Linked DNA regions of Homo sapiens: region 1 is linked to region 2. A link is an interaction called in ENCODE POLR2A ChIA-PET data of the cell type or tissue named here. Cell type or tissue: OCI-LY7. All regions are shown on one strand. Links, peaks and the distances in the headings refer to the core of each region. The heading gives the core; the rest is flanking DNA.

Region 1 (16,601 bases), core at 7,904-11,903, 300 kb after region 2:
CTCCACCTCCCAGGTTCAAGCGATTCTCCTGCCTCAGCCTCCTGAGTAGCTGGGATTACAGGCACCCGCCACCGTGTCCGGCTAATTTTTTGTATTTTTAGTAGAGATGGGGTTTCACTGTGTTGGCCAGGCTGGTCTCAAACTCCTGACCTGGTGATCTGCCCGCCTCAGCCTCCCGAAGTGCTGGGATTATAGGCATGAGCCACCGTGCCTGGCCTAAGATTTGTAACATTAATAGTTATCCAGGAAAATGCAAACAACAGTAAGATACCACTTTATATCCACTAGCATGGCTAGAGTCAAAAGACAGACATTAACAAGCATTTGCCAGGATGTGGAGAAACCCTCATCACCCTACTGGTGGGATCAAATGATAAAGCCACGTTGAAAAACAGTCTAGTATTTCCCCAGATGGTTAAACTTAGCATTACTTCATGATCCAGCAATGCCAGCCCTACATATAAACCCAAAAGAAGTGAAAACATGTCCACACTAAAATTTATACACACACGTTTATAGCAATATTATTCATAATAGCCAAGAAATAGAAACAACCTAAATGACTCCCAACTGACAAATGGATAAACATTCTAATGTATATCCATACAATAGAATGTTATTTGGCCATTAAAAAAATGAAATACTGATACATGTTACAACATAGATGAATCTTGAAAATATTATGCAAAGTGAGAGAAGTTAGTCATAAAAGACCATGTATTATATTGTTTCATATGTGTTAAATGTCTGGAATAGGCAAATCTTTATAGACAGAAAGTAGAATAGTGATTGTCAAGACTGCAGGGAATAGGGGGCTGGAGAACAATAGGTAAATGGTACATGGTTTCTTTTGGAGGTGATAAAATATTCTAAATTTGACTGTGGTGATGGTTGCATGTACTATGAATATACTGTAAGCCACTGAATTTCAGACTTGAAATGAGTGAATTGTGTGGTTCTAAAAAAAAAAAAAAAAAAGAAAAGAAAAAAAAAGTTGTGTGCCAAAAGGTCTTTGTCACCTGAGCTATATGTCAATAAAGTTTTACCAAAAAAAGAAATTATGAAAAGAATAAGCAGATTTTTGCAAGAGTATTTACCAATTGGAGTGCCTCTAAGCCAAAAATTCCAATTGTCTTATATAAAGACGTATATGATACCCCAAACCATTGTATTGTATACTTTAAAATGGTGCAGATAGTAAATTTTATGTAATGTTTTACCTCAATTTTTATAAAAATCTATTTGCTTAAAAACGTTAATATAAAAAAAATTAATTCAGCAAAGAAAGCCCAGTGATACAAGTCAGAACATAAATTGTTTTTGATATCAACTCCCCAAGCAGAGAATTCGGAGGGAAATCAAAATTATGTACCTGTTGGGCACAGCAGTTCACACCTGTAATCCCAACACTTTTGCAGGCCAAGATAGGAGGATTGCTTGAGCTCAGGAGTTCAAGAGCAGCCTGGGCAAAAGAGCAACCACTCTGGCTCTAAAAAAAAAAAAAAAAAAAATTATGTACCAAAGGTATTTGTCACTGGAGTGCAGTGGCTATCTATTCACAGGCATGATCATAGCTCACTGCAGCCTCAAACTCCTGGACTCAAGTGAGCCTGCCTCCTCAGTCTCCTGAGTAGCTTGGACTCCAGGTACAAGCCACTGCACCAGCTCCAACTTGTTTGTCCAAGAGTCCCACAGAAAGCCACCAAGTGAGAGTGGAACTTTACTTAGGTTAAGTAAGTGGAACCTTACTTAACCTAAAATTAGCTTAGTGGAACCTTAAATGTTAAGGAAGAGATCACCACTTGCATATGTGAAACAATGAAGCTGAATGCATTACTTGCTAAGCAAAAGAGGCTGAATGTTTTACTTGCTAAGCAAAAGAGAATGACACAAAACACATTGACTCTGAACAAAGCAAGAGTTGATATATAGGGTTTTGAGAAGCTTGAATGTCAGGGATTGGCAGATTTTCAAAACTAGGAATGTTTAAGGGGTTGGCTCACTTTCAGCCTTGGTTTTTAGAGTTTGGAGGACTAGTAGAAGCAGAAGCTGTCACAGATTAGCTGACTTTCAGAGGCATGGCTGTTGGAGCAAAGCAGCAGTTACTTTCTGATCGGGAGGGGTTTAAAACTAGTTCTGTGGTTACTTGTTTATGGTTTATGGAACAAGGGCTAAAGAATAAGCAGTTATTCCCTTTCTTGAATTTGGAGAATAGGAACTTTTTATTCTCAATCTCTGCTATTTCTGCCAGCCACATCATAAATGTAGTTTAAAAGCAAAGACATTACTGTTAGTCAACAAACAAGTTAGTCAATAAAGGCAGCCAAGTCAAAGGGGGAATTCTTTTTTTTTTTTTTTTTTTTTTGAGACGGAGTCTCGCACTGTCACCCAGGCTGTAGTGCAGTGGCGCAATCTCGGCTCACTGAAAGCTCCGCCTCCTGGGTTCACGCCATTCTCCTGCCTCAGCCTCCCGAGTAGCTGGGACTACAGGCACCCGCCACCACGCCCAGCTAATTTTTTGTATTTTTAGTAGAGACAGGGTTTCACTGTGTTAACCAGGATGGTATCGATCTCCTGACCTCGTGATCTGCCCCCCTCGGCTTCCCAAAGTGCTGGGATTACAGGCGTGAGCCACCGCACCTGGCCCAAAGGGGGAATTCTTTAAGCTTGTGCTGAAGAATGTTAGAATTGTTAGAGAGAAGTTCTTTTATATTAAAAATTATTATTATTAAAGAGACACAGTAGTTTATAACTCAATATCATTGAATGGCAGTCTTTCAAGATTGGTAGAGCCAATCTTGAAAGAATTGGTAGAGCCTATTCAGTCTTTTCTTGGAAAAGTAGAAGCACAGTTATATAGGATATTTATTCAAAAAAGGTTACTGAACACATAACAGGAGAATAACGCTGAATGTCAATGCTCGAGTCTTAAAGGAGCCCCCAATTATATCAAACAGGCATACTTAGTTAAATAGCTAAGTATAATTTCGTGCCTATCACATTGTAATTAGATCTATATAGAGTGCTTTAGGAGCAGAGAAAAAGGAATTATTAACTGCCTAAGGAAGGTTGAGAAATACTTAGAAAAATCTTTGTGGAAAGGGTAATATTTGAACGGACCGTCAAAAGATAAGCACTCACCAGGCATCAAAAAGCAATGAGAAGGCCTTTACAGAGGGACTGGCACGCACACAGGCACGCAAGCACATGATGGATCAGAGGAACAGCAAGTGGGACAGTGGGGTGGGAGCATAGGGGGGTGTGGAAAGAAACAGTAGAAGGAAATAACTCAGCCAAACTGTGAAAGATATTTTTTATTCCTAGTTAAGAATTAGTTAATTCTTTACTCAGTAGACAGTCAGGAGTTATGAAAGTTTTTAAACTGGGGAGCAACATGATGAGGTCATTCACAGACTGTAAAAGATGGATTACAGAGGAGAAAAAGTCCAGGAAATGGGTTAGAAGGCTACTGAAAATGCTGGATTTCAGGGTGTTCTGAGGCATAGCATTATGAACAGGAAAAGGAAACAGACTTTATCACTCTTGATCTCTTCCTCTTCACAAGTTATATTTGATCTATCATCAATACCATGCCCTTGTCAAAATGCAAGTATGTGCTCACTTCAGCATCACATATACTAAAATTGAAATGATGCAGAGAAGATTAGCATGGCCCCTATGCAAGGATGACACACAAATTCGTGAAGCATTCCATACTTTTATTAAAAAAAAAAAAAAGCAAGTATTCCATTGTTAGGAGACCCTGATTCCTTTCTTTTGTTCATGTTCTCTGTCTCTCTGCCTCTGTCTCTCTCTCTCTCTTCTTCCCTCCCCCCAACCCTCTCTTTCCCTTCTTCACTATCTCCCCTCCCTTTCCCCTTCTCTTGCCCTGCTTCAAGTGAAAAATTAGCATCTGTGCCAGGGAAGAATTGCTAGTGAATATCAAGATTGTTGTAATTAATCGATTAGGAAGAACTTAATTAATTTGAGGGAAAAAAGCCTTGATTTCCTTTTTTTGATAGGGATATAAACAAGAAGTTTATAATAAATGGTAACTTGGCTGGGTGAGGTGGCTCATGCCTGTAATCCCAGCACTTTGGGAGGCTGAAGCAGGTGGATCACCTGAGGTCAGGAGTTCGACACCAGCCTGGCCAACTTGGCAAAACCCCGCCTCTACTAAAAATACAAAAATTAGCCGGGTGTGGTGGTACACACCTGTAATCCCAGCTACTTGGGAGGCTGAGGCAGGAGAATTGCTTGAACCCAGGAGGTGAAGGTTGCAGTGAGCCAAGATCATACCACTGCACTCCAGCCTGGGTGACAGAGTGAGACTCCATCTCAAAAAAATAAAAAATTTAAAAAAAAAAGGTAACTTAAAAAGTAAAAGCTAAGCTGCATTGCCACCAAGAATACAGTTGTGCAAAAATATGTCTGCATGTGGACAAAGCCTTGAGAATATTTGCCATGTAAGACTGATAGGATCATGTATGATTTTTTTTCCTTTTAAGTAATTTCCTTTCATGACGGTTATATAGTTTCTTGGTTTGTTTGTTTGTTTGTTTGTTTGTTTGTTTTTAACAGAGTCTTGCTCTGTCACCCAGGCGGGAGTGTAGTGGTGCGATCTCCCCTCACTGCAACTTCCCCTTCCTGGGTTCAAGTGATCCTCCCACCTTAGGCTCCCAAGTAGCTGGGACTACAGGCCCATGATACCATGCCTAGCTAATTTTTTTTTCAACTTTTAAGTTCCCGGATACGTGTGCAGGATGTGCGGGTTTGTTATTAGGGTGGTGCAAAAGTAATCCTGGTATGTGTGCCATGGTGGTTTGCTGCACAGATCAACCCATCACCTAGCTATTAAGCCCAGCTCCATTAGCTATTCTTTTTAATGCTCTCCTTCCCCACCCATCGCCCTCTGACAGGCCCCAGTGTGTGTTGTTCTCCCCCACTCATGTGTCCGTATGTTCTCATTGTTCAGCTCCCACTTACAAGTGAGAACATGGAGTGTTTGGTTTTCTGTTCCTGCCTTAGTTTGCTGAGGATAATGGCTTGCAGCTGCATTCATGTCCCTGCAAAGGATATGATCTCTGTCCTTTTTATGGCTGCATAGTATTCCATGGTGTATATGTACCACATTTTCTTTATCCAGTCGATCATTGATGGGCATTTGGGTTGATTCCTTATCTTTGCTATTGTGAATAATAAAAGCCTTGATTTCCGACCATTTTCTTGGTTCTCTAGATAATTAAATTGAAAGCTGAAGCCCGGTTGGACCTGCTAAAGCAGATTGGTGTTTCTGTGGACACATGGCTAAAGAGTGCCATGAACCAAGTAATGGAAGAACTGGAAAATGAGCGATGGGCCCGCCCTCCTGCAGTGACCAGTAATGGCACTTTACACTCGGTACGATTTCTTTTCTTGGATATGACAAGTTGATTTTCACTGAAGCATGCTTTGACTCTGTAGTCAAACTTAATAATAGCCAAAATTTTTTAAAAAGATAATAGTTTGCTAGTGATTTAGGTTTTATTCTTCAGCCTATCACTAATTGATTTAAAATTATTGCGGGAAGTGAAAGAGAGGAAAAAATGAGTGTTTTTTTTAATGTATGATGAAGAATATGTTATCACTATTTGGGTTATCGATGCCTATCTACCAAACTCATCCCATTCATAGAGTAAATATGCTTCGTGTCTGGAAGTAATAGAATAGAAAACAATCTAGTGTCTCTGAAGTTCTCAGAGGTCTTCTTTAGTGAAAATGAAAATAAACATCCAGAGATTTGCACAAAATCTTAAGTGAAAGGAATGTTCTTCTTAGTACGTGGGCTTAGTCTGAAGGTGACTTCAATTCTTGACAGCTTTCATATTCTCCTCACATAGAGAGAGTGTAGGTGAGTTTTACAGACAAGGCCAGGACACAGCTTAAGTCTCCTTACTTCAAGTCCAGGGCTTTTTCTACTCTGATGTCATCTGGTTCAACCTTAGTTTTTCATGTTGGAGATCTAAGTACCAGAAAAATTCGGTTGATTTGCCTGATATTACATAGCTGGATATGTGATGCCTTGCTAGTCAGACTAATGTAATTCCTACTGTCACCTCCCCACCCATTACTCTCTGTCATCCTGTTTATTTCCTCAATGGTATTTATTACAGTTTGAACTTGCCTTCTTTATTTGTTTTCTTTTGTTTATTGTTGTCTTCCTCTCTAGAATGTAATTGCCATATCTTCCTGGTTCTCTGCTCTGCACAGCAAAGTGCCTGACACATAGTTGGTACTTAAATATTTTTGAAGGAAGGAGTGAATGGTTGGATGGGTGAGTGGCTAGTTGGAATAGTGGCAAACTAAAAGCTAAAACTCTAACCTCCCAACTTCCCACTGTCTTCATAGTGCCTCTTTAAATGCTTGTGCTCTTCAGATATCAGGCAGGCTTGCTAGCGAAACTGACGAAAATTTTTCAACATTCTTGGAAGTTTTGTCAATTTTTTCACATAGCATTCTAATTTTCTAATGAGAATACACTTGCACATTTAAAAAGGGTTGTGTGTGGGTCTACATTTTAAGGAAAAACAATCTATTGAAGCTTTATTTTCATTTAACTATTAATGTTAATCCAGCTAGAGGGAAAAAGAAACATCACCCACTTGACTTTGGGGTTGTAAGCACTTCCCCAGTTGTTATTAGAACAGAGTTGCTCTGGCCGTGCATGGTGATTCACACCTGTAATCCCAGCACTTTGGGAGGCCAAGGCAGATGGATCACCTGAGGTCAGGAGTTCGAGACCAGCCTGGCCAACATGGTGAAACGCTGTCTCTACTAAAAATACAAAAATTAGCCAGGCATGGTGGCAGACGCCCATAATCCCAGCTACTCAGGAGACTGAGACAGAAGAATCGCTTGAACCCGGGAGGCAGAGGTTGCAGGGAGCCAAAATCATGCCATTGCACTCCAGCCTGGGTGACAAGAGTGAAACTCTGTCTCAAAAAACAAAAAAAACAAAACAAAACAAAAAACAGAACAGAGTTGCTCCATCTCATGGAATATCTCCTACTATTGCACTTTCTAAAAGTCATAATGCTCATCTACTTCAGACTGTTGTAGAGTTTTTGATGACAGCAAATTCCAGGCCCACTTGATTTGGGCTTCTACAGCAGGACTGTTTCCAACCAATCAAACCCATGATTTTCCTTCAGCTAGCACCTTTTCTAACCAAATCAATTGAGGGGCCATATACCATCTGACTTTGAACTGAGCAGGCACATACCATCTAACTTTGTACTTACTTCCTGGGCAAACTGAAGATGAACAAAACTTGGTCTCCCTCCTCATAGAATTTACAAGCTAGGAGACCAGACAGATCTTCATAGATCTTAATGATACATGGCAGTGTATGACTGGACTACTGTGTAGCACACTTGAGATTGCTTACTTCTAACTCATCTGCACACCTTGGAAAAAGTCACTTCTCTTGGGTTTCTGAAAGAAAGATTAAAAGACTCTGAGATTCCCACTCCCCACCCCCACCAACTCCAGAATCTCATGATTCTTTGAAATACTATCAGAAAAGCTCAATATCAGCTAGAAGAATAGGGAAGAAAGTGTGCCCCATGGAGGATATGTCATTTGAGATAGTCTTTGAAGAATTTTAACAGGAGATAAAGAAGAAGGGCTGTTCTCGTTGTGAAGGAAGGGAATGAAGGAGCTGTGCCTAGTACAGTAGTAGTAAGCATTGAATAAATGAGTATTTTTGAGACCTGTCCAGAGAAATCACTCCTCTAGAGACATACATATCCTCTGTGAAGGGAGCATTTTGCAATTCCATCCGACGTTTTTCTTCCCCCTCATCACTCTTATGGAGCCTGCATCTTTCAACTGAGAGATTACATTTTGTGGAAGATCTAATAATATAAATAAAGGAGAGACATAGGCACAAAATAGCTTAATGAGGACCTATATTTATTTAATCTGCTTTTAAGTAACAGCACTGAAATTATTTAGAGGGGGTTGTATCTCTTCATACTGACAGCTAGCTGGCTGAGGAACATGAAGCAGAAATGCACATTCTAGAGGCTAAATTATTTCTTCCATTACAGCTGCCAACAAAAGCATTCGTCATCTGGAAAACATGATTAATACTACTGTTAGACATTAATAGTGCAACTGAAAAGTGCCTTGTGGAAGATAAATGTTTTAAAAAGACACAGACTACTCCCTTATAGAATAAGGAAGGAACTATACTTACTTGGGTATTAACTCTGCCTTCTGTATCATGCTATAGTACAGAATGTAAGATTGGAAAAAAGGAATCCCAGAGTATAGCAACGTTGTTTTTAAAGGAGAACAGTCCACTGACACAGTTACTCAGTTGCAGGTGTCTGGAGCCTGCATGCAGCTTCCCCTGTTAGATTGCTGCCAGCAACCCCATCAGCCTGTGTCACTCAGCCTCCCTTCTCTTATCATCCTGCTTCTCTTATTCAAAAGCCATACCAAGATGACAACCTGACTTTTGATATTATATTAATTCTGCAATAGAAGAAGTTATATAAGCAGATTACCAAAAAATTGGAAAATACAATACAGAAGAAAATGATTAATAGCTCCATCCTTATAATAGCACAGCTAGCAATTTGGTGTATTTCCTTACTCTTATTTATTTATTTTTTAATTGACAAACAATTGTATATATTTATGGTGTACAACATAATGTGTATTTTTGTTTGTTTGGAGATGGTCTCCCTCTATCGCCCAGGCTGGAGTGCAGTGGTGCTGTTGATGGCTCACTGCAGTCTCAACCTTTGGGGCTCAATGGATCCTCCTGCCTCAGCCTCCTGAGTAGCTGGGACTACAGGCTCATGCCCCCATGCCCAGCTAATTTTTGTATTTTTCACCATGTTGCCCAGGCTAGTCTCAAACTCCTAGGATCAAGCAGTCCGCCCACGTTGGCCTCCCAAAGTGCTGGGATTACAGGCATGAGCCACCACACCCAGTCCATATTTTTATTTTTTCTAATCTTTTATTTATGAGCCACTATGCCCACCCTGTTCTTTTATTGCTTACATTTTCAAACTATAGCCCACAATGTTAACATCACTTCCCCGTTTTCAGCCACTTTCCCCAACTAATGTGCAAGGGCAAACTGCCAGTCTACTCTGTTGTACAGCCTCACTTAGAGTATGAACATCTGCAGAGTTGCATATAAATAAATTCTGACTTTGGTTGTTGTGAGAACCATGCTTAATAATGATGTTGGAGATAAGGGTAAGATAAGGAGTTTCTAAAACTGCTAAGATCATATGCTTTGGCTGGGTCATATAATAGGTATATATTTAACATTTTAAGAAACTGACAAACTGTTTTCCAAAGTGGTTATACCATTTTACAATTACATCAACGGGGTACTAGTGTTTCAGTTGTTCCACAACCTTATCAGTACTTACTATAGTCAGTCTTTTTAACTTTAGACATTCTAATAGGTGTGATGTTGTAAATCATTGTCATTTTAATTTCCATTTCTCTGATAATGTTGATCATCTTTTCATATGTTTATTTGCATCTGTATATTTTCTTTGGTGAAGTGTCTGTTCAAATCTTTGTTTAATTTTTATTGGGTTTGTTTTATTTTTATTGCATTTTAAGAGTTTATACTCTGAATACAAATCCTTTATCAGATATTTGATTTATGCAATTTTCTTCTAGTCTGTGGCTTATTTTTTTATTTCCTTAATACCTTTCAAAGAGCACAAATTTTTAATTTTAATGAAGTCCAACCTACCAATTTTTCTTTTATGGATCATATTTTTGGTGTGGTAGCTAAGAAATCTTTGCCTAAAACCAAGGTCATAAAGATTTTCTCCTAGGTTTTCTTCTGGAAGTTTTATAGTTTTAGGTTTTACATTTAAATCTGTAATTCAGCATGAGCTTATCTTTTATTATGGTAAACAGAATAAGTCAGAGTTCTTTGTCCCTTTTTTGAACTTTTTTTTTTAACTGTCCTTTCGCCACTGAATTGCCTTTGCATCATTGTCAAAAATCAGTTATTCAGGCCTGCCACAGTGGCTTATGCCTGTAATCCCAACACATTGGGCTGAGTGGGAGGATCACTTCTGGCCAGGAGTTTGAGACCAGCCTGAGCAACATAGTAGACCCTGTCTCTAAAAAAAGAAAAAAAAAAATTTCAACTAGCCAGGCATTGTGGTACATTCCTGCGGTCCTAGCTACTCAGGAGGCTAAAGCAAGAAGGTATCTTGAACCCAGAAGTTCAAGGTTACAGCGAACTATGATTGTGCTACTGCACTCCAACCTGGGAAACAGAGCAAGTCTCTTTAAAAAAAAAATTAATCATATATGTATGGGTCTGTTTCTTGACATTTTGTTCTGTTCTATTGATCTGTTTGTCCAGCTTGATGCCGGTATTGCACTGACTTAATTACTGTAATTTTATAATAAGTCATGACTTCAGGTAGTGTAAGTCCTCCAACTTTCTTCTTTATCAAAGTTGTTTTGGGTATTCTAGGTCCTTTGCATGTCCATATGAATTTAAAATTGGTTTTCTACCCCAAAAAGCCTATCAGGATTTTTATTAGGATTATGATGACTGCATAGATCAACTGGAAGATAACATTGCCATGTTAACAATATTCAGTTTTCCAATCCATGAACATAATATACTTCTCCATTTATTTAGGACTTTAATTTCTCTCAGCAATGTTTTGTAGTTTTCAGTAGATAGATCTTGCATATCCTTTGTCAGACTTACCCCTATTTCATAATTTTGGTGCTATTGTAAATGATTTTTTAAATTTCAGTTTCCAATTGTTCATTGCTGATCCATAAAAATACAGTTGATTGTTGTATATTGATCTTATATCCTGCAATCTTGCTAAACTCACTTATTAGTTCTAGTAGCTTTTTTGTAAATCCATAGGATTTTCTATATAACCGTGTCACCTGCAAATAAAGACAGTTTTACTTATTCCTTTCCTATTTGGATTCCTTTTTCCTTCTTACTATAAAATTGCTGAATAGAAGTGGTGAGAGTCAACAGAAATCCTTGCCTTGTTCTTGAACTTTTAGCAAGAATGCATTCAGTCTTTCACCATTAAGTATGAAGTTAGCAGTAGGGTTTTTGTAGATGCCCTTTATCATGTTAAAGAAGTTTCTTCTGTTTCTATTTTGTTTGCTAATAGAAATGGATGTTGGATCTTGTCAAATGGTTCTTTTTTAGTCTGCTAATATGGTGTAATTGCATTGATGATTATTCAGATATTAAACCAGCTTCACATTCCTGGTAAACCCCACTTGGGTAATGATATATTATCTTTTTTTTTTTTTTTTTTGAGACGGCGTTTCGCTTTTGTTGCCCAGGCTGGAGTGCAATGGCATGATCTCAGCTCACCGCAACCTCCACCTCCCAGGTTCAAGCGATTCTTCTGCTTCAGCCTCCCAAGTAGCTGGGATTATAGGCATATGCCACCATGCCTGGCTAATTTTATATTTTTTTAGTAGAGATAGGGTTTCTCTATGTCGGTCAGGTTGGTCTTGAACTCCCGACCTCAGTTGCTCCACCCGCCTCAGCCTCCCAGAGTGCTGGGATTACAGGCATGAGCCAGCGCGCCCGGCCTATCCTTTCTATATATTGATTGGAACTGGTTTGCTAGGACTCTGATAAGCATGCTTCCATCTCCATTCATTTCCTTGTAGTATTCTTGTCTGGTTTTGTTACAATGCTTGTCTCCAAATGATTTGAAAAGTATCCTCTCCTCTTCAAGTTTCTGGAAGCCTTGTGTAGAATTGTATGGAATTTCGTCTTCCTGAAATGTTTAGTGGAATTTACCAGGGCTGTTATCTGGTCCTGGAGTTTTTTTTTTTTTTTGGAAGTTTTTAAATAATAGACTCCATTTCTTTAGTAGATACAGGGTTATTAAGGTTATTCTTCTGAGTGAACTTTGGTAAGTTGTCTCTTTTAAGGAATTTGTCCATTCCATCTAAGTTGTCAGATTTATTGGCACAAAGTTGTTTATAATATTCCTTTATCCTTTGATTATCTGGAAAATTAGTAGAGATATCACCTCATTCCTGATATTGGTCATGTCTCCTCTCTTCTGATCATTCTGCTAGAGGTTTATTAATTATATGGATCTCTATGAAGAATCAGCTTTTGATTTTATTGATTTTTCCCTCGTTTTTCTCTTTTCTATTTTCTTGATTTCTACTCAGGATTTTATTATTTCTTTTCTTCTGTTCAATTTGGATTTAATTTTCTCCTTTCTAATTTGTAAGATAGAAACTGAGGTCATTGATTTGAGAGTTTTCTTCTTTTTGAATATTGGCATTAAGTGCTAAACATTTCCCTGTAAGTATTGCTTTAGGTCCATTGCACAAATTCTGGTATGTTGTGTCATCATTTTTATCCAGTTCAAAATATTTTCTAATTTACATTTTTTTTTTTTTCAAACAGAGTCTTGCTCTGTCACTCAGGCTGGAGTGCAGTGATGCAATCTCAGCTGACGGCAACCTCCTCCTCCCAGGTGATTCTTATGCCTCAGCCTCCCAGCACCACCACGCCCAGCTAAATTTTGTATATTTAGTAGAGATGGGGTCTCACTATGTTGCCCACGCTGGTCTAGAACTCCTGAGCTCTAGCGATTCACCCACCTCAGCCTCCCAAAGTGGTAGGATTATAGGAGTGAGCCACTGCACCTGGCCTCTAATTTATGTTTTAATTTCTTCTTTTGACTGATGGGTAATTAAAAGTGTGTTACTGAATTTCCAAATATTTGGAGATTTTTCCAGATAGCTTTTTGTTTTTTATTTCTAGTTTATTTCCATTGTAGTCAAATAACATACTTGAACCCTTTTAAACTTTTTGAGCTTTGTTTTGTAACCCAGTATAAACGTATATCTTGGTAACTGTTACATGTGTTCTTAAAAAAAAGAATGTATATTTTGCTATTGTTAGGGGTTATGTTCTATAAATGTCAATTAAGTCAGGTTGGTTATAGTATTGTTCTAGTCTTCTAGACTGGAACGAACCTTTTACCGGTCCATGGCCTGTTAGGAACTGAGCCACACAGCAGGAGGTGAGTGGCCAGAGAGGGAGCATTACTGCTTGAGCTCTGCGTCCTGTCAGACCAGCAGGCAGCATTAGATTCTCAGAGAAGCATAAACCCTATTGTGAACTTCACATGTAAGGGATCTAGGTTGGACCCTCCTTATGAGAATCTAATACCTGATGATCTGAGATGGAACAGTTTCATCCTGAAACCTTCCCTCATGGTACCCCAAGGGTCCAGTCCATGGAAAAATTGTCTTCCATGAAACTGGTTCCTGGTGCCTAAAAGATTGGGGACAGCTGTTCTGTATCCTTACTAATGTTAATACTCTACTGGGTGCCCTGTGCCTTATGAAGTTTTTACTCTTTTAGGAGGGAGCAGGAGTTATTCTCAGACCTGTGTGAGTTCTGAGGATTATTTTTCCTAATCCTTTTTAGTGCTTCTAGCCCTAGCTTTGGGTAATTTCTTCACATATATGTACTGACCAATACTCAGCCAAAGTCTTGAGGAGGACCCTCTGCAGATTTCCTAAGTTCTGCGCATCTCTCTCTTCTTCATTACAGTCCCCCCTTATCTGTGGGGGATATATTTCAAGACCTCCAGTGCATGCCTGAAGTCACAGATAGTACCGAACCTTATGTATACTGTGTTTTTCCCTATACATACATATCTATCATAAAGCTAATTTATATATGAGGCACAGTAAGAGATTAACAACACTAACTAGTAATAAAATAGAATACTATAACAATAGGCCAGCAGCACTACTGTAGTGCTTTGGGGCCAGTATTAAGTAAAATAAGGGCTACTTGAACACAAGCACCGTGATATGGTGACAGTCAATTGGGATAACCGAGATGGCCACTAAATGACTAATGGACAAGTAGCTTACATAGCTTGCATATACTCGACAAAGGGGTGATTCACATCTGGGGAGACAGACTGAAACACTAAAATGTCATCAGGCTACTCAGAATGGCACACAATTTAAAACTTATGAATTGTTTATTTCTGGAACTTTCCACTTAATATTTTCAGATCATGGTTGACTGGGTAACTGGCACCATGGAAAGCCAAACCACACATAAGGGGAGACTGCTATACTCCGCATCCTGAGCTCTCTCCACTTTGGCTTTACTAAATTCCCAGTTTCATCTCCTCTGTTCAGGGAGGTCACCATCATGTGCCTGGGTTTCTTCTCCCTATGTCATAACCTAAAAACTTTCTTCATACAGTATGTTGTAGGAGTTTGTTTGTTTCCCATCCCCCAGGGATCACTGTCCTTCATGAGTGATGCCCAGTGTCTTGAAAACTGTTCTTTCATATATTTTGAACAGTTTTTCAGTTGTTTCTGACAGGAGGTTAAATCTGATCCCTGATACTCCATCTTGCCTGGAAGCACAAATCCATTTTCCTGATATTTTTAGCATCATCTTTTTCTTAACTTTTATTTTAAGTTCAGGGATATAATTGCAGGTTTGTTACATAGGTAAACTTGTGTCATGGGGGGGTTGTACAGATTATTTCATCACCCAGGTGTTAAGCCTCATACCCATTAGTTATTTTTCCTGATCCTCTCCCTCCTTCCACCCTCTACCCTCCGAAAGGCCCCAGTGTCTGTTGATCCCCTCTATGTGTCCATGTTCTAATCATTTAGCTTCCACTTACAAATGAGAATTTGCGGTATTTGGTCTTCTGTTCCTGTGTTAGTTTGCTAAGGATAATGGCCTCCAGCTCTATCCATGTCCCTCCAAAGGACATGATCTCATTCTTCTTTATGGCTGCATAGTATTCCATGGTGTATATGTACCACATTTTCTTTATCCAGTCTACCATTGATGGGCATTTAGGTTTATTTCATTTCTTTGCTATTGTGAATAGTGCTGCAATGAACATGCATGTGCATGTGTCTTTATAATAGAATGATTTATATTCCTTTGGTTAACATCATCTTTGATAACTTACTCATGTTGTATTTGGAGTGATGTCCACTGTGATTACTTCTCTGTCCAGTGGAGTTGAGAGATTCTATTAGTAAATATTGAGGAGCTGTCTTCCTCTGTATTAGGTATTACCAGATTCTTTATCTGGATTCTCCCTTCCTCGTAAAAACAAAAGCTAATGCTTTATTAAGTACCTCCTATGCACCAAACATGTGTTAGGGGTTTTAAATATTTTACTTCATTTAATCTTTATGCTAACCCTGTGAAGAAGTAACTGTCTTCATTAGAGAGACGAGGTCATTGAAATTGAGGAGTTAATTTGCCCAAGGTCACACAACAAGTAAGTGACATAGTCAACATTCAAACCCAAGTTGGCCAGACCCCAAGACCCTGCTTTCTACCTCATGATTGTGCCATGAAGCTGAGCCCCTCAGAGGTGTTTTTAATGAGTACAAGAAGATGGCTCCCAAAACCAACTCAAAAAGATCATCTTTCCTGCCTCTGCAATAAGAGTAAGCATTTTGGCCGGGCGCGGTGGCTCATGCCTGTAATCCAAGCACTTTGGAAGGCCGAGGCAGGTGGATCATCTGAGGTCACGAGTTCAAGACCAGCCTGGCCAACATAGTGAAACCCCCGTCTCTACTAAAAAAAAAAAAAAATACAAAAATTAGCTGGGCATGGTGGCACACACCTGTAGTCCCAGCTACTCCGGAGGCTGAGGCAGGAGAATCGCTTGAACCCAAGAGGCAGAGGTTGCAATGAGCCGAGATCACACCATTGCACTCCAGCCTGGGCGACAAGAGTGAAACTCCATCTCAAAAAAAAAAAAAAAAAAAAGGAGTAAGCATTTTACAACATCTAAGAAAGGGTAAACGTTAGTATGGCTAGAAAGAATAGTTTTGATTGAAGTTCTGTCAAGTGACAAGAAGAAAAGGAGAGAGCAGTCCTTAAGAGACAGAGGAAGCATGTGATTTTAGAAATGCTGGGTCAAGAAAACAGTGTAACAGTTCAGTTAAGAGAGTGGAAGAGGAAAAAGGAAGAAATTATTCTGAGATGACATGCTTTGGAAAGCAGCTAGAGCAATGCAGAAGCATATGACAGTGACCGCTATTGCTGGCACTGCAGCCTTCTTACTGCCTTCCATGGGAATCCAAAAATCAACTCCAAATAAAGGAGGAAAAAAGGAATGTTTAGTATCAACCGGGTTGCCAAGATAAAATGTTTTGGATTGATTCCCAGTGTCAAAGCACAGTACATGTATATTTTTGGAAACTTGTTCTACCCACATTTTTATAAATGTATGGGTGTTGTGTTTTGTTTTGATTTTTGTAATACCCACTGTTTTTTTAAATGCCTGTAAACTTTCCTAGAATATGAAGGCAATGTCTTCTAAGTATATATAATACATTTCAAGTTAATTTTATGGCAATTTCTAGCATGATTCTTTTATGTGGCACAATGCCCTGTTGGAAAACAATAGAATCATAAGTCTGTGATTCTGAATATTATGCTCCTAACTAGTGAGTGGCAAAAGACTCAGTATCATGTGAGACTGTTTTGCCACCGAACTGACTGATGATAGATGAATAATTTGTAAGAGATAGCACAG
Region 2 (15,206 bases), core at 4,516-8,515:
CCACCCAAAGTGCTGGGATTACAGGCGTGAGCCACCACACCCGGCCTGAAATAATTTTAGATTAGAAAAGTTGCAAAGGCTAGGGGCCTTCTCTGGAGACCTTCAGTCTTGGGCCCTGTTTCTCATAGACTAGATGGCCACATTGTGCATGGCAGTCAGCATACTCCCCAGCCCGAGTGCTCCCAGGGAAAGGGGACTGAGTCATCTTATACAATTATACCTCTCACCCAGTTAACCTCTTAAATTACTATGCTACGTTTGTTACAACTAAGAAACAGTAGTACATTAGTATTAACTAAACTCCACACTTTAATTGGATTTCACCCATTTTGTCCTCTTTCTGTTCCAAGATCCAATTCAGGGTACCACATTGCATTTAGTCATCATGTCTCCTCACTGTGGTCTGTGACAGAAGAGACTGACTTTTTAACTGATGGCTTCCTATGGGAAATAGAAGAGAAGGCTTTTTTTAGTGGCTTCCTTCACTATCACTTTCACAATTTCACCTCACAAAATTCCCATCAGACATGTGCTTTCTCCGGAAGCAGCTCAGCCCTGTTCTCCTTCCATCTTGATGCCCCACCCAGTCGTCAGGCCCTGGACACCCTTTAGGGACTCTCTGCTATCTCCTCTCTCTCCCTCGCTCCCTTTTCTTACTGGAGGATTTTAATTCTGCCCTGTTACTCTGTATGAACCATTTATTTAACACAGTCTTTAAGTATATCAGTGGCTATTATTCTAAGAATTATAGAACACCTGAAATTTTAGTTTTAGTCCCACTCTCTTCCTGAGGCAGAAACTTTATGCTCTCATGTGAGAGAATGGGGTAAATCCTCAATTCAGTATTTCCCCCACATTCATCCTCCTTCTGTCTTCCCTGCAGTTCTCACATTTCTTTTGGGATCACTCCGGTTCCAGGGAAGCCAACTCCAGCGGGGAAAACATGACCTAGGCTTGAACAATCCGTGCATCCATCCTTCAGCCACAGTGATTGGGTCAGGCATGGCGTGTGACCCAAGATGATCCGATCAGAGTAAGTCTCAGGACTTTCGCAGGCACTCTGGTTCAGTTGCTCTTTTCTCAGCTTCCTGGAGGCACTCCAGTAGAGATGGGAGGGCAGTGGCCATTGTGTTACTGCAAGTGGTTGTTGAGGAATTTTTACTTGAGGCAGACACATGGAACAATTCTGCCTTTTTTTTTTTTTTTTTTTTTTTTTGACAGGGTCTTGCTCTGTTGCCCAGACTGGAGTACAGTGGCACTATCATAGCTCACTGCAGCCTCAACCTCCTGGGCTCAAGTGATCCTCCCACTTCCGCCTTCCAAGTAGCTGGGACTACAGGTGCATGCCACTACACCTGGCTAATTTTTTATTTTTTATTTTTGTAGAGATGGGGGCCTCACTATGTTGCTGAGGCTGGTCTCAAACTTCTGGGCTCAAGCAGTCCTCCCACCTCGGCCTCCCAAAGTGTTGGGATTACAGGTGTGAGCCACCATGCCTGCCTGCTTTTTTGCTTTTATTTTTTCTTGACACTTTCCTCTTTTTTTAAAACGTCATAGATAGAGGTTTTTCTTTTAAATAACTTCAATTATTTAATTGAAGTTCAATTATTGGTCTTGTTCAATTATTACAACTCAGATCAGTCTAGTTTAAAACTTCAATCTCCTATCCAATTAATGGCAATCCTCCTACCCCAGCCAGGCTAGAATTGTGCTTGAAGGGCTTGCTGTGGAATGGGGAATGGCATGCCAGTTACACACTCTGCTCTCTTTTCTGGCCACTAGCACCTGGGGGTGGAGAAGCAGTCTGGTGAGATCTCCTGCTGGCCTGACTACACTCTGCAGGGGAAAGGGCTTCTTGGCCTTACTCTGGTTCTGTCTGCCCTTAGCAGCGTCTGTGATGTGCTGGGCTCCACAGAGGTGATATGTATGGTTCCTGGGGGATTCAATCCTACCTTGGCCCCCTCATTGCCCAGGACTCCCACAGATACGGGCAGCCTGGCCTTCTTTTACCCTGCCATCTGTCTGTCCCCTAGCCCCTCCTTCAGGTCCAGGGGCCCACTGCTTGGCCCAGTGGCTGCCGGCTGGCTCTCTGGTTCCTGCCCCTCCTCTAACCCCCATGCTCTTTCCCATGGAGCCATGGGAAGTATGAAGAACTGAGAGGGGTGCCTCTATTTTCCTCCCAAACCCACCATACCCTGGTCCTGACAAGCTCTGCTGACCCAGGTGCCTCCATGGGCCTGCTACCTTCGGAACTCTCTGGTCCATTATCTATATTCACAAATGACCCCAGCCTCACAGGAACACAGGCCAGGTCCTCCCTGCCCACAGCCCTGCTTCCTCGCCACACTTTATTTCCACAGCAGCACAGGATGAGCCTGCAGGGTTCGAGCTCAGTGAGCGTGCCCGGAGAAGCTCCTCCCCTTCTTGCAGGCACCCCGCAGTCTCTTCAAGCATCCTCTTGGTTGCTTCCTCACCCCCACATTTAGCTTTGACAGGGAAGACAAACATGGAGATTTGGAACCACTGCTGGTTGAAATGTAGAAGCATCAGCATCCAAAGGGGCTAGTGGGACTCGTGGAATTTTCCATCTGGACCCCTCTCTCACTTCCCCTGCCTTCAGAGACAAGTCCCGTCCCCATATCTTTGATCCTCCCAGCAGTAGGTTGGCCCCTGCCTGCCTCAGCTCTGAGATCCCCATCTCCTGTAAAGGGAAAACAATGATGCATTTACTGAGCTTCTTCAGAGGGCATCTGCCACAGGGTGGCCTTCCTGGTCACGATGAAAATGTGTGCCAGAAAGTTTCAAACTCCTGAGTCATTGGCGTCCCTTAGTTTGTCCTTCAATCTGACCACATGTTCAGGGTCCTGTGAGGTGCCAGCAGGTGCCAATCCTCTTGGTGACCAGACTTTCCCTGTGGAAGGGAGTATCCCCAGGGCTTTAGCCCCTGGCTTCAGGCTTGCTCCGAGAACCTTCTGTGAGTGCTGACCTCCTGCCTGCCCCACCCCCGTCCTGCAGGGTCTCAGATTCAGGAGGCTGAGCGGTGTGTCTGCATTCCCTCCAACTCCCCAGTCAGCACTGGCTCCTCCAGCCATAACTCCGTGGTTCGCTCATATTCTCTGAGGACTGCCCAGCTCAGCCCCACCTTCCTCCTTTCAAATCACCTTACCTAATGGGGAGAATGTCAGGGGTAATATCATTCAGGATTCCGACGAAAACAGATGAAAATGGAAGGTAGTTTTATTTATGAAGGGACTATTTACTAAGTGTAGGGGAACAGCAGAGCTGTCATCACCTTTAGGCCTGAATGGCCAAAAAGACAGAGCAGTTACTGGAATCTGGAATGAGAAAGAGTCACAGAGAGTCTGCCACTTTGAGAGGGGCAGTTGAGTCTAGTTGAGGGACAGGGCCAGCCCAAGGGAGTGTCACAAGAAAAAAAGCAGTAGTAAGTGAGAGGCCAAGGCGGGCAGATCACCTGAGGTCAGGAGTTCGAGACCAGCCTGGCCAACATGATGAAACCCCGTCTCTACTAAAAATACAAAAATTAGCCGACGTGGTGGCAGGCACCTGTAATCCCAGCTACTTGGGAGGCTGAGGCAGGAGAATCACTTGAACCCAGGAGGCAGAGGTCACAGTGAGCCAAGACCATGTCATTGCACTCCAGCCTAGGCAACAAGAGCAAAACTCCATTTCAAAAAAAAAAAAAATAGCGGGAATAAATACCCTGACCTCCCTCTCCTCCCTTCCTCTCATCTCCAGCTGGGCCTCTCCATTGGCCAAACCCAACCTGAAGCCAGAAGCACAGATTGTTGTTAATTAAGGCTGTAGTGGTTATCTTCCTGTAAAGAGCAGGGTGGGAAAGGGTAGGGAATGGAAGATATCCAGCATAGGAAATCCAGTTTCCAGGGAATTCTGCTTTTTTTCAGTGAGGTTTCCCTATAAATTACATCCACGGATATCTCTTCTAGCAGGACCAGATTTTCCATGCTGTGGTCAAGCACATCTTATGGCTTATAGCACACATCTCTTCAATCTTAGTGCATATTGGGCGCGCTTTTCTCCTTCCTGTCGTCCTGTGAATCTTGGCCTCCCCTTCTCACTGCATATTCCTTAAGTGGCACGGGTCATTCTTGTGCAGGAATTGAGGGATTGATCTGTGGCTCTGAATCCGTGTTTGATTCTTGCTGTCAGAACCTAAAATCTCTTAATTTTTCCCACTTCTCTCCCTCTCTCCTACCACCATCCTGTAATATTACAGCAGGAAGCTTTAATCACAATTCAGCATCCTCTTTTTATCCCTGTGGCTGCATTCCTGCAAACGTCTCTCTGTTTTGGTAGCATGTGGCCTTGACCTAGGGTTTCAGTGCTTGTCTGGTAGCCAGCCCTGCAGCAGCAGGTCCAGCTCCAGGAAATCCTGTCTCCATAGCTAAGGCCAAAAGGAGAGGGAGTGGGGACCCAAATCAGCCCAGGGTATCTGCCTCAGTCCACCTCACCCCTTCCTGGAGACACTGGTTTCTTAATAAATCACGTGTCCTTCAAGGCTGGATTAAATATCAGTTTCCAGCCTGGGTCACATAAGGAAGTTTGGGGTTTTTTTGACATCAGTCCCTGAGCTCACTGCACAGGGTACATGGCCTCATTTTTCACTGACTGCTGTCTTGCCACTCTCATTTCTGCTATCAGCACCTTGATTTCCTTTGAGAGACTTTCCCATCTCTACTCTCAGTTCAAGGAATTCCTATGTGGCGGACCCCACATTCCCAACTCCAGAGTTGGGGAAATAATCCAGTTAGCTACATGAGACTGGTACTTTCCCCAGAACTACTGGGAAGGTCAACATTTTCTAGCAGGGCTGATGATGTCAAGATGCAACTCTTGGAAGTCACTTTTCTACTACATGGGGAGAGTAACTTGAGAGGGAAGCCAACACAGAGGAAGAAAGAGTGGTGAGATGGAGATAGATTCCTGGTGACTTGACTTGTGTGCCTGGATCTAGCCATTCCTGAAGCTAGCCATACTCCTGGTTTTCATATTTATGTGAGCCAATAATTCCAAACTCCCCTTTTATGGTTGGGCTTTATTTTATTTCCTTAACACACTAGAGATGAATTTCCATGATTTGCAGCCCAAAGAATCCTGATTAATATACCTTCTGAAAAATTCATTCTTAGGTCAGAATGCTGACCTCAAAGATATAACTTCCCCCTGGCTTTGGGGAAACATTCCAACACCATCTCTGTTTCAGCTGGATCGCCTGCCCTGGTAATTTGGCAGTGATGGAGAGGGAGGCTCACCTTTGGTTCTTTACATAGGGTAATGATTAATACCCAGTTTCAGCTGAGAATTGAATGGCCCATCAAAAAACCTGGGCAGGAGCTGGGCACGGTGGGTCACACCTATAATCCCATAATCCCAGCACTTTGGGAGACTGAGGCAGGTGGATCATTTGAGGTCAGGAGTTCGAGACCAGCCTGGCCAACATGGTGAAACCCCGTCCCTACTAAAAATACAAAAAATAGCTGGGCATGGTGGCACACGCCTGTAATCCCAGATACTTGGGAGGCTGAAGCACCAGGATGGCTAGAACCCCAGAGGCAGAGGTTGCAGTGAGCCAAGATTGCACCATTGCACTCCAGCCTGGGTGACAGAGTGAGACTCTGTCTCAAAAAAAAAAACAAAAAAAAACAAAAAACCCTTGGGCAGGATCCTAAAATGCAGCCTAGGTGTGTGCCTCCATTTATACCCCTCGCCAAAGAGCAAGACTCAACATTTCTCTTAGAATTGCCCCAAAGTAAATCTTTACCTCAAGGCCTTAGTGAGGAATGGTTATTGTATTGTAGATTCCTGTCTAGAGATGGAGTAGTGTTTTACATCAAACAGTCCACAGCAACTCTCTCTCCTCTCAAGCAACCCCAGGCTCCTCTCCTCACCAGTGAACCCCACCTCCACCTTTCCTGCCCTCTCCCCACACTACTTTTTTTATAGCACAATTAGCTCTGGGGTTCTCTTCCTTACCCGTGATATATAAGGCTGTGATCTAGCATAGGAAAGGCCATCACCCTGACCCTGAACAAGACTTCGTTCTCAGCAAACCAAAAACCTGCAACCTACCTAGGTATATTTTCCTTAGAAGGCATGGAGGAAATTGTAAATTTTCTTGTGATTATGGTAGTATCATTATATAATTTCAGATCTGAATTTTTGTTATATATGAGAAAAATGACTTGATTTTTAAATCATTGTACATTACATAGATGTCAAATTACAATATAAAATGATTTTTATATTGTAAAAATTATAAAATATACAACATAAAAATTATAAATATACAATATAAAATATATAATTTTATATTGTAAAATTTTGTATATTGTATGTATTTATAATTATAATATCAAATAATTTTTTAAATTATGTACCCAGAAGGAAAAATATTAATTTGAAGTCATATTTTTTCCAGCTTTACTGAGGTATAATTGAGAAATAAAATGTATATATAATCAAGGTGTACAATGTGATATTTTTACATAGGTATACATTGTGAAATGCTTACCACAATCAAGCTAATTAACATATTCATCACTTTACAGAATTACCTACATTTTCTGAAACATATTTTTTTCCTGTCGTGTGTTATAATTCTTCAGAACCAAATATATACCACACTGCTAAATCACCCCTTAACTGGAGATCAGTTTATGCAAATTACCCAGAGTCCTTTTAACACATTATTTTTCTGCTTAAATTGGTCATTTTTTGCTGTCACTTGCTCCCACAACCCTACAGATGCAGTGGATCCCTCCTGTCCCTTGCCCTAGCTCAGCTTCTGCTTTCTCATAGCCTGCACTGACTCAGGCAGCTACCCACTCCCTCTTTTCTGAGTCTTCCTGCCTCATCTCCTGTTTCCAACAGCTTAGCTTCCTCCTCAGATCTCAGGTTCAAATTCCTCAGAGGAATGAATGGCTGGCCCAACTTAATCCCTGTCTTCCAGTTTGGGCCCCAAGCTTTTTGGGTTGAACCAGCTCTGAAATCTCCAGCAAGTCCATAGCTTAGCTGCTCTGAGGCGTTCAGCTGTAGATAAGGGAGGTGGAGGGTTGTGGAACAGGGTGAGGGGAGAGCCCTTGAGCAAAATGGCTGTCATGACAAACACTCTGGAGCTTAGTCCATTCAGAACTGGGGGTGACTGTCCCCTTGCCACATTACACTTAGAATGTGGGCTCCCATTCCAAATCCCAAACCAGGAGAAAGCCCTGGATTGAGTGGTACCTTCCTGACCAGAGAAGAGAGACTGGAACAACAAGGGAACATCACTCACAGGGACAGGGGAGGGAGAGAAGGGGCCACAGAGGACATAATCTCCACCTTTGCCTGCAGACAAGGTCTCCAAGCACAGAAGCTGAGCTATTCCGGGTGGCCTGGAAGGAAGTATCAGAACCAGGTATGGATGTTACAAGGAGGGCAGACTCCATTTCAGCTTTTAAAATATTTTTCTCACAGTCAGAGCTGCTCCATAACAGACCAGGCAACCTTTGAAGGTAATGAGCTGTGTATTTTGGCAAGGTTGTAATGGACAGAATTCCTATAAGGTTGCAGTGGGTTGAACTTTGAGGTCTTTGAGGTCTCTTGCAGCCCTGAGCTTTGCTATTTGGAATACTTAGTTGAATAAATGAAGAGTGAATAGCTACTTATTATTTGCTGGTTGAATGAAGGTTGATTTGTTAGAGAAAGTGAATGAATGAATGAAATTAGTAGTCCTAATAAATACAGAATGCTTGACTGAATGAAGACTGGTTCATTCATTGATTAGTTGAATGAAGGTTGATTGGTTGGTTGCAAGAAAGAATTCATAAATGTAGGTCATAGATGAGCAGGCTGCTTAAATGAAGGTTTGGTGGCTGATAGGATTCAGTTCCTTGGCACTTGCTATCTTCTCTTATCTTGCCCTTTATCCTGCTTTTCTTTCTTTTCCTTCCAAGTGTAGTCAAGAACTGTTTTCATTTGTGTGCTGGGTGTGCAAAACATTGCAGACTAAAGACTCCTTTTGCATAAACAAGATTGGTTGCCCAGGCACATGCTTATGGTGACTGGTCTAACCTGCTTCTGAACTAATGGGTGATCTGAATTTAGCATCTTGGCCTAGGGAGTGGAACTGAAGGTCACAACTGGAGCTGGGCCTCACGTAGGCTCCCTCATGTGTAGGCAGAAAATGCTGTCTTCTCTGTGGGTGAGCAAAGGTTGCCTATTTGCAAGAAACTATATCCCAAACATTCTTTCAAAGTGCCTAAAATTCCACCAGTAGAATTACACCTTCTTTGCACAACAGAGCTGAAAGGCTGTTGAAGCAGCACATTCCAGCAACCTTTTGCTCAGATTGTTGTGCCTTTGGAGTAACTGTGATCCTTGGTGAAATGTGAATGGAGTCAGGGAAGGGATGCATGTGAAGCCCTTAGTGGCTGGATTAACCAACTGTTGTCACCAGCTCCTTCGGTCAATTTGGTCTATTAGCTGAGCTCAGTGCTCCTAATGGGGAACAGAGGAACCTGGACCCAGGCTGGATAAGCTTTGTAGGGACAGTGAACAGGAAATAGCCTGAGTACTTGAGTACTATCATGGGCTGTAGACATAGGCAAGGGGCCATGGTGGAATCCTGAAGATGAGGAGCGGCTCTTGAAGGGGACCCACGAAGGAAACCTAAGTAAGGAAAGAGGCCCAGAGACTTTCCCTCCCATTCCCCAGGGTTGTCTTGAGCTGGCTTGGGTGCAAAAAGGAATAATATACTTTCCTGGTCCCCCTCATCCTGCCCCACCTCTGGAACTAGAGAACCAAATAACTTGAGAACTGCATGTAACTTGTGTGGTCCCTCCACCAGCTTAAGGTAAAAACTATGGCCAAATTTTTTCCCCATTAATTGCTTGAGCTCCACAAGATTTTATCAGCAGGAAGTTCAATCTGGCCCTCTGGAGGCCTTCCCCCATGTCACAGGAGTGCTCAAAACCCACAGGGACTACACTAGCTCCTTTCCAACAAAGGCACTCTTGAGTCCCAGTCTTGCTCCATCTTACTGTTCAGAGTCCCAGCAGCTGTGAACACATGACCCCCAAATCCAAGCTTTCATTCACACTCCTGAGCTCCAGCAAGTTTCACCAGGAGGAAGGTCCAGAGGGGCTTCTAGGTCCTCAGCCCCAGAGTTAAGCCTGGCCACCAGTCCAAGGCTCCTTCCTACACCACTGGGGGCTCAGGGGTTCTTTCCTTCCAACAAGTGGGGCTCACTGGGGATGGTCATCTTAGCAGCCAGATAACTTTGAACCTCACAAGGAAAGTGACTGGACCTTCTTCCATTTGTGCCCTGGGGCTCCTTTGTCAACGTCTCACTCCTCCCAAATATGTTGCCTTTTTCTTCAGCTCTGCATCCCATTTGATGTTAGGAGAGGCAGCCTTTGTTGGGCCACAAAAGGTCCTGTTTTGTCTCCCAGGTGCTACTTACATCTGATAAACTCAAGTGGTGGACAGAACAGAGAGGGCCTCCTCCAAGGTGACTTGCTAAGTCCTCCCCTAACGACGAAATAGAGAAGCTTCCTGCCCCTGTTACACATGGCCTCCTCCCGGTAAGTATCCCAGAAAGGAAGTGACTTCAGTGACCATTAGTCAGGGACTTTTATACTATGCCACTGGGTTCCTCAGAAAAGACCTCTGTGTGGGGCAAGTCAGGGAGAGGGAGACCAAGAGAAAGTGCCCTCTACACACGAGCACCCCCTCAATACACATACACGCATGCACGCACACGCACGTGCATAGTTATCAGCCCCATGCGACCTTACCTGCCCTTCTTGCCTCCAGTTAACCACTATCAACTCCTCACCAAAGCCTTCATGCAGTCTTTGGGTAACTTTTCCTCTGATTAAAGAACCCTGCAGCTAAAATACGGTTTTTGTTTTGTTTTGTTTTGCTTTGTTTTTTATTTAGAGACAGGGTCTTGCTCTGTCATCCAGGCTGGAGTGTAGTGGTGTAATCATAGCTTACTACAGCTTTGAACTTCTGGGCTCAAGTGATCCTCAGCCTCCCAAGAAGCTGGAACTACAAATGTGCACCACTGTGCCTGGCTAATTTTTTCTTAAATTATTTTGTTGTTGTTGTTGTATAGACAGGAGTCTGCTTAGGCTGGTCTCGAACTCCTGAGCTAAAGCAATCCTCTGCCTTGGACTCCCAAAGCATTGGGATTACAGGCACGAACCACTGCACCTGGTCAAATATGTTTTTTGAAAAAAAATCTCCAGGCCAACCACAATGAGATACCACTTCACACCCATTATGATGGATATAACTTTTTGTTAAAAGGAAAATTACAAGTGTTTGCAAGGATGTAGGAAAATTGGAACCCTAGTGCACTGCTCATAGAAATGTAAAATGGTGTAACCACTGTGGAAAACAGTTTGTTGGTTCCTTTAGAAGTGAAACATTGAGCTACCAAGTTGATCCAGCAATTTCCCTTCTAGGTCTATATCCCCCAAAATGGAAAGCAGAGACTTAAGCAGATACTTATATACCAATGTTCACAGCAGGATTATTCTCAATAGCCAAAAAGTGGAAATAACCCAATTGTCCATCAACAGATGAATGGCTAAACAAAATGTATACCCATAAGGTGAAATATTATTCAACTTTTAAAAAGGAATGCAGTACTGACACATGTACAACATGGATGAATCCTGAAAACATTATGAAAGAAGCCAGATACACACAAAAAACAAGTATTGTATGATCCCACTTATATGAGGTACCTAGAAAAGGCAAATTCATAGACCAAAAGCAGAATAAGAGGATTATCAGGGGTAGGAGGAAGGGGAATGGGGAGTTAATGTTTAATAATTACAGAGTTTCTGTTTGGGATGATGAAAAGCTTTGGAAATGGGCTGGGCGCAGTGGCTTACACCTGTAATCCCACCACTTTGGGAGGCTGAGGAGGGCAGATCACCTGAAGTCAGGAGTTCAAGACCAGCTTGACCAACATGGTGAAACCCATCTCTACAAAAATACAAAAAAATTAGAGGGGCATGATGGCGGGTGCCTGTAATTCCAGCTACTCAGGAGGCTGAGGCAGAAGAATTGCTTGAACCTGGGAGGCGGAGGTTGCAGTGAGCCATCATGCCATTGCACTCCAGCCTGTGCAACTGAGCAAGACTCCGTCTCAAAAAAAAAAGCTTTGGAAATGGATAGTGGAGCACAACATTGTGTATGTACTTAATGACACTGCATTGTACATCATTGTACATCTAAAATAGTTAAAATTGTAATTTTTATATTCCGCGTATATTTTTATCACATACACACAATGCCCATGCCACCTTTCTCTGCCTCAAGCAGAGGCAAAGCTTTCCATGGAGCTTTCTCCCTCCTTGGCCGAGCAGTTAGATGGGACGAGAGACACGGGAGCACCCAGCCAGCACCTGCACACAGGAGCAGTCTCTTCCACTTCATCTGCCTACAGACTGTCCTGACCAGACGAGCCCTTAGTGTTTACAGAGTCCACCTCTTCATCGTACAGACGGGAGTGTGATATGCCCAAAGTCATATACTTTGGTGACTCACTGCCCCATGCTCTCTCTCTCCTGGGCTGGTATGCTGGGAACAGACAACTTTGGGGCTAGGCAGGGTTTCTCTGGGAGGTGATGACATATGACCTCTGGCCTCTGAAGGCTCCTCAACTGGGCTAGGGTGGGGACCAGGATACTGAGAGCTAGGATGGTCTCACACCCAGATGAAGACATAGCCACCTCCACCTAGATGTGATGGGGACACCCCACCTACTCCCCAAGCATTTCCTTAGTCCCATTCCTCCCTCCCATCCTGCCCTGTCCTCCCATGTGACATCACTCCTCTGGCCTGTGTCCCCACAAGACTCCGTAGGGTAGAGAACGACAAGATAGGACAAACTGATAGGCCTGGATGTAGGGTGCCCAGATTAGTTTATCTGTTCAGCAAACTGTCCTTTGCAGGAAAAGCCTGCCCCCGGTGCTGCTGAGCATCGACTTGGAGGGCAGGCATGTCTGAGCCCTGAGGTCAGGAGAAAACTTCCTACTACTCCAGGTGCTTTTCCAGGTCTAGAATTTCTTGGCCAAGGGACAGAGCTTCAAATCATTTCCCAGCAAAGCGAGAAAGATGTCATGTCCACAATGTCTGAATTAACAAAGGCAGCTGGGAGCCAGGAGGGAGAGATCAACAGAAAACAGTTAAGATGGATCAGTGCAGGGACAGAGGATAGTACAGATGGCAGGTTGGATAAAGGTCCTGAGCCTGCCTGGAATGGGGGATCTGGGAGAGCTTCCTGACAGAGGGAACTCCTAATCTGAATTCTAGGTAATCTATAGGAGTTAGGCAGGCCCAAAGGATGGGAGCTGAGGAAGGTCTAGTCAGTGGGGTTGTTCTGGCATTGACTGGGGGCCCTGTTCCCTGAGACCCCAGTGTGAGCTGGAATGGGGGAGGGGGTTATAGGAGAAGGTTGCTCTAGGTTCCTGGCAGCGCTATGGGGTAGGAGGGTGGATGGCTGACAGTGAATCTTAGAGGAGAATCCCACACAGGTGAGGGGTGGGTTCCCTGATCCCCCACTATCCTGGGAGGAGCCCTCCTGGCCTGGGGAGGTAGGTCTCAGCTGACAGCCTGGCTGGGTGTAAGTACTCTCTTTGGCCTGGTGGCTTTCTTCCTGATGACCTTCAATCCCACTCAGGCCACCCCCTTTACATCTGCCTGACACCCGCCCTCCTGGAGGCTCTACTTTTCAACCCAGGAGCCCCCGGCAGCACTGGGCCTCAGTGGGGATGGTGTGGGGGTGTGGGGTGGGCAGGGGTGGCTGTGAGAGGGCAGCTCAATCACAATTTGGAATCCTGGCATGTGAGAGCCCAAAGGGACCATAGGGATAGTCTAACTCAAACTTCCCATTTTACAAATGAATACACTGAGATCTAGAACAAGACACAGATAGGGAATTGTCTGTGGCTATTCAGTGAGTTAGAAGCAGAGACAAAATTAGAACCCAGGCCTCTGATCCCAACTGAGATCCTTCTTTCTCTACCCAGGATCTTACAGGAAGGAAATAAGCATTTTAGCTAGAGCAATGAGTCTCAAACTTGATTAAGTCAGCTTGAGACACTGCATTGATGTTAAATGTGGTTCCCTTAGATTCTTTGGAACTAGTCTGCTGATAAATCCGGATATGGACACTGACGCTTAGAGCAGCCTCTTTCATAAGATGCTGTGCATTCCAGTCAAGCCAGAATATTTTCATATGAATGTGTTTAGATTATCATTAAAGTGAACGTACAAAACTTAAAAAATTCAGGTAGCATATCTGCAGACATCCATGAATAAGGCTGGAAACTCATGAAACTGAAGAGCCCAGTTTGAGAAATCCTGGGCTGAAAGGCCAGTCAATCCTGGGGAGTGAGTGGGACAGATCGGGTTTAAGCTACAGTGTCAATTGTGATGGGGCCCAGTGTGGGGCTGGACTCCTGCCCTCTGCCCACTCCATGCCCTAGCCCTCTTCCTCTGATAGGCAGGCCTGGGAGCGTCCTTCCTGTGGTTTCAACCATCTGGGAATCTGCAGGTCGCGGATAGCTCAGAGCCGACCTGGGCTGGACCTGCCCCTCTGGACCTTGAGTCTTTATCTGTAATATGATAGTGTGGATTTGCCTGGAGGGATTGGAAGGGATAGGATGGGGAGAAGGAGACAGGGACAGAGCTGTCAGTGCAAACTGGGCATTTTTTTCTGGTAGTTGATAAGTCAGCAGCTGAAAAGATAATCTTACCTTGTATTCCACTTCTGAGATGTTATCTTTCAGAAATCACGCTAAAGGAAAAGGCATGGCTCTAGAAAGGACTGATAATCACAACTTAGTTATACCCAGAGCTGGTCCCCTAGCTGGGCAGCTTACATTTTTGTTCATAGATAATCAGCTGGCCCTTGTGGCAATCCTGGGAGATGGGGACCCTCTGAGCTCCCTCAGGCCCATACTTCTTCTTCTTCCAAAGTGATCTCAAGGTGTTATCACTGTCTGTGTTCCCATCTTCCCACCACCCCCCCCAACCCAACAGATCTGAGCCCCTCCAGGGTTGCCTCCTTTCTATTCTGTATCCTTAGGGCCCAGCAGCTCACCTGGACCACGGAAAGCACAGAAAGAACTGGCTGAATGAATCAAGAGATCAAGTGTTCTCCCTGAGGCCCTGTAACAGCTCTGCAGCTGACTGCCCAGAAGGAAGCAGAAGTGAGTGACAAGTTGGGGGAACCAGAGCTTGCACACCATAGGCCTGAACACTAGCCTCTGGGGAAAGGCAAGTCCAGCTGACCTTGGTGAAGTTAGGACCCGGGCCGAGGCCACCTCTTCTGGTTCACCCTCTGCTGGCCTCCCAGCTTCTTTGGCTCAGCAACACCCAGGATTCCAGGCATGTTTGCCTCTGGCCTTCTAAAAATACCCAGGCCACCCAGCACCTCCCAGATGTCTGAGCGCTGAGTCTGTGATTTCCCTGCCGGTAATGGGACAGCCCCGGGGTGGGCAGGCGGGGGTGGCTCGAGCAGCTCAAGCCACTTCCTCTGCCTCCCATCCCCTAGCCTACCAGAAGCTGGACCCAGCCCTGCCTCCCAATCCTTGCAAGGCAAAGGAGGGTAGAGGCTAGCAGACCTCAGAGATTGTTGACTCCAGTCTCTTCTTGGGACAGATGGGAGATCTGAAGTCTAAGGATTGCTCATGGCACTTGTGCCATTAAGGTCCTCCTCACCCCACTCCCCAGCACTGTGTTCATGCCTGCTGCTGTCTCACTTCCCACATGCTACTTGGAGTCTAGGTCTTGGAGCCCAACCTGACTTCCTCCATGCAGCTGAAAGCTCCTGACAGCAGTGAAGGGGAGGATCCCTGTGGTCTCCATGGTGCCTGGAAGAGTGTCCAATCCAGAGCACACCATCAGTAAACGTAGATTGGATTGAACAATGTAGTGGCAGCTGGGGCAATGGGTGGAGCACTGGGCTGGAGGACAAAGCCTCTGAATTCTATCTAGCCCAGGGTCAGCCACTGTGATACTATGCATCCTCATCAATTGCCCTGGACAAACCTGTTTCTCCTGGGCTGGATAGGATGGTGTCTAAGGACTGAGCCAGCTCTGCTGATATGAAGCTGCAAGCTGATGCCCTGCTGGATATTCCTGTCCCTTCTCTGCTCTACTGT

The links. ChIA-PET counts read pairs that join two places held together with the same protein. Peaks named below come from ENCODE experiments on the same cell type or tissue, not always from the same donor. Only the 100,000 strongest peaks of a DNase experiment are listed, where the experiment ranks them.
Region 1: POLR2A ChIA-PET joins it to region 2 with 8 read pairs; 4 of 35 experiments call an interaction of 5 or more read pairs at or near these places.

Annotation. Positions count from the first base shown.
Region 1 is chr11:72,856,664-72,873,264 of GRCh38, reverse strand. It overlaps FCHSD2 (FCH and double SH3 domains 2), which reads left to right. Exons shown (of 20, transcript NM_014824.3): 13 at 5,239-5,400. It also overlaps the pseudogene RNU6-672P. Among named protein-coding and RNA genes, the nearest start is that of ATG16L2, 51 kb to the right of the region's middle. In OCI-LY7, for the core only: no CTCF peak of the experiment used is centred there; no DNase peak of the experiment used is centred there.
Region 2 is chr11:73,156,936-73,172,141 of GRCh38, reverse strand. It overlaps IUR1 (imatinib upregulated ABL suppressing lncRNA 1), which reads left to right. Exons shown (of 4, transcript XR_950294.3): 2 at 7,372-7,435; 3 at 9,471-9,602; 4 at 14,129-15,206. Among named protein-coding and RNA genes, the nearest start is that of IUR1, 18 kb to the left of the region's middle. RefSeq lists enhancers at 14,296-14,475, 14,626-14,765, 14,776-14,825. In OCI-LY7, for the core only: no CTCF peak of the experiment used is centred there; a DNase peak (open chromatin) is centred at 6,817; H3K27ac peaks cover 1,073 bases.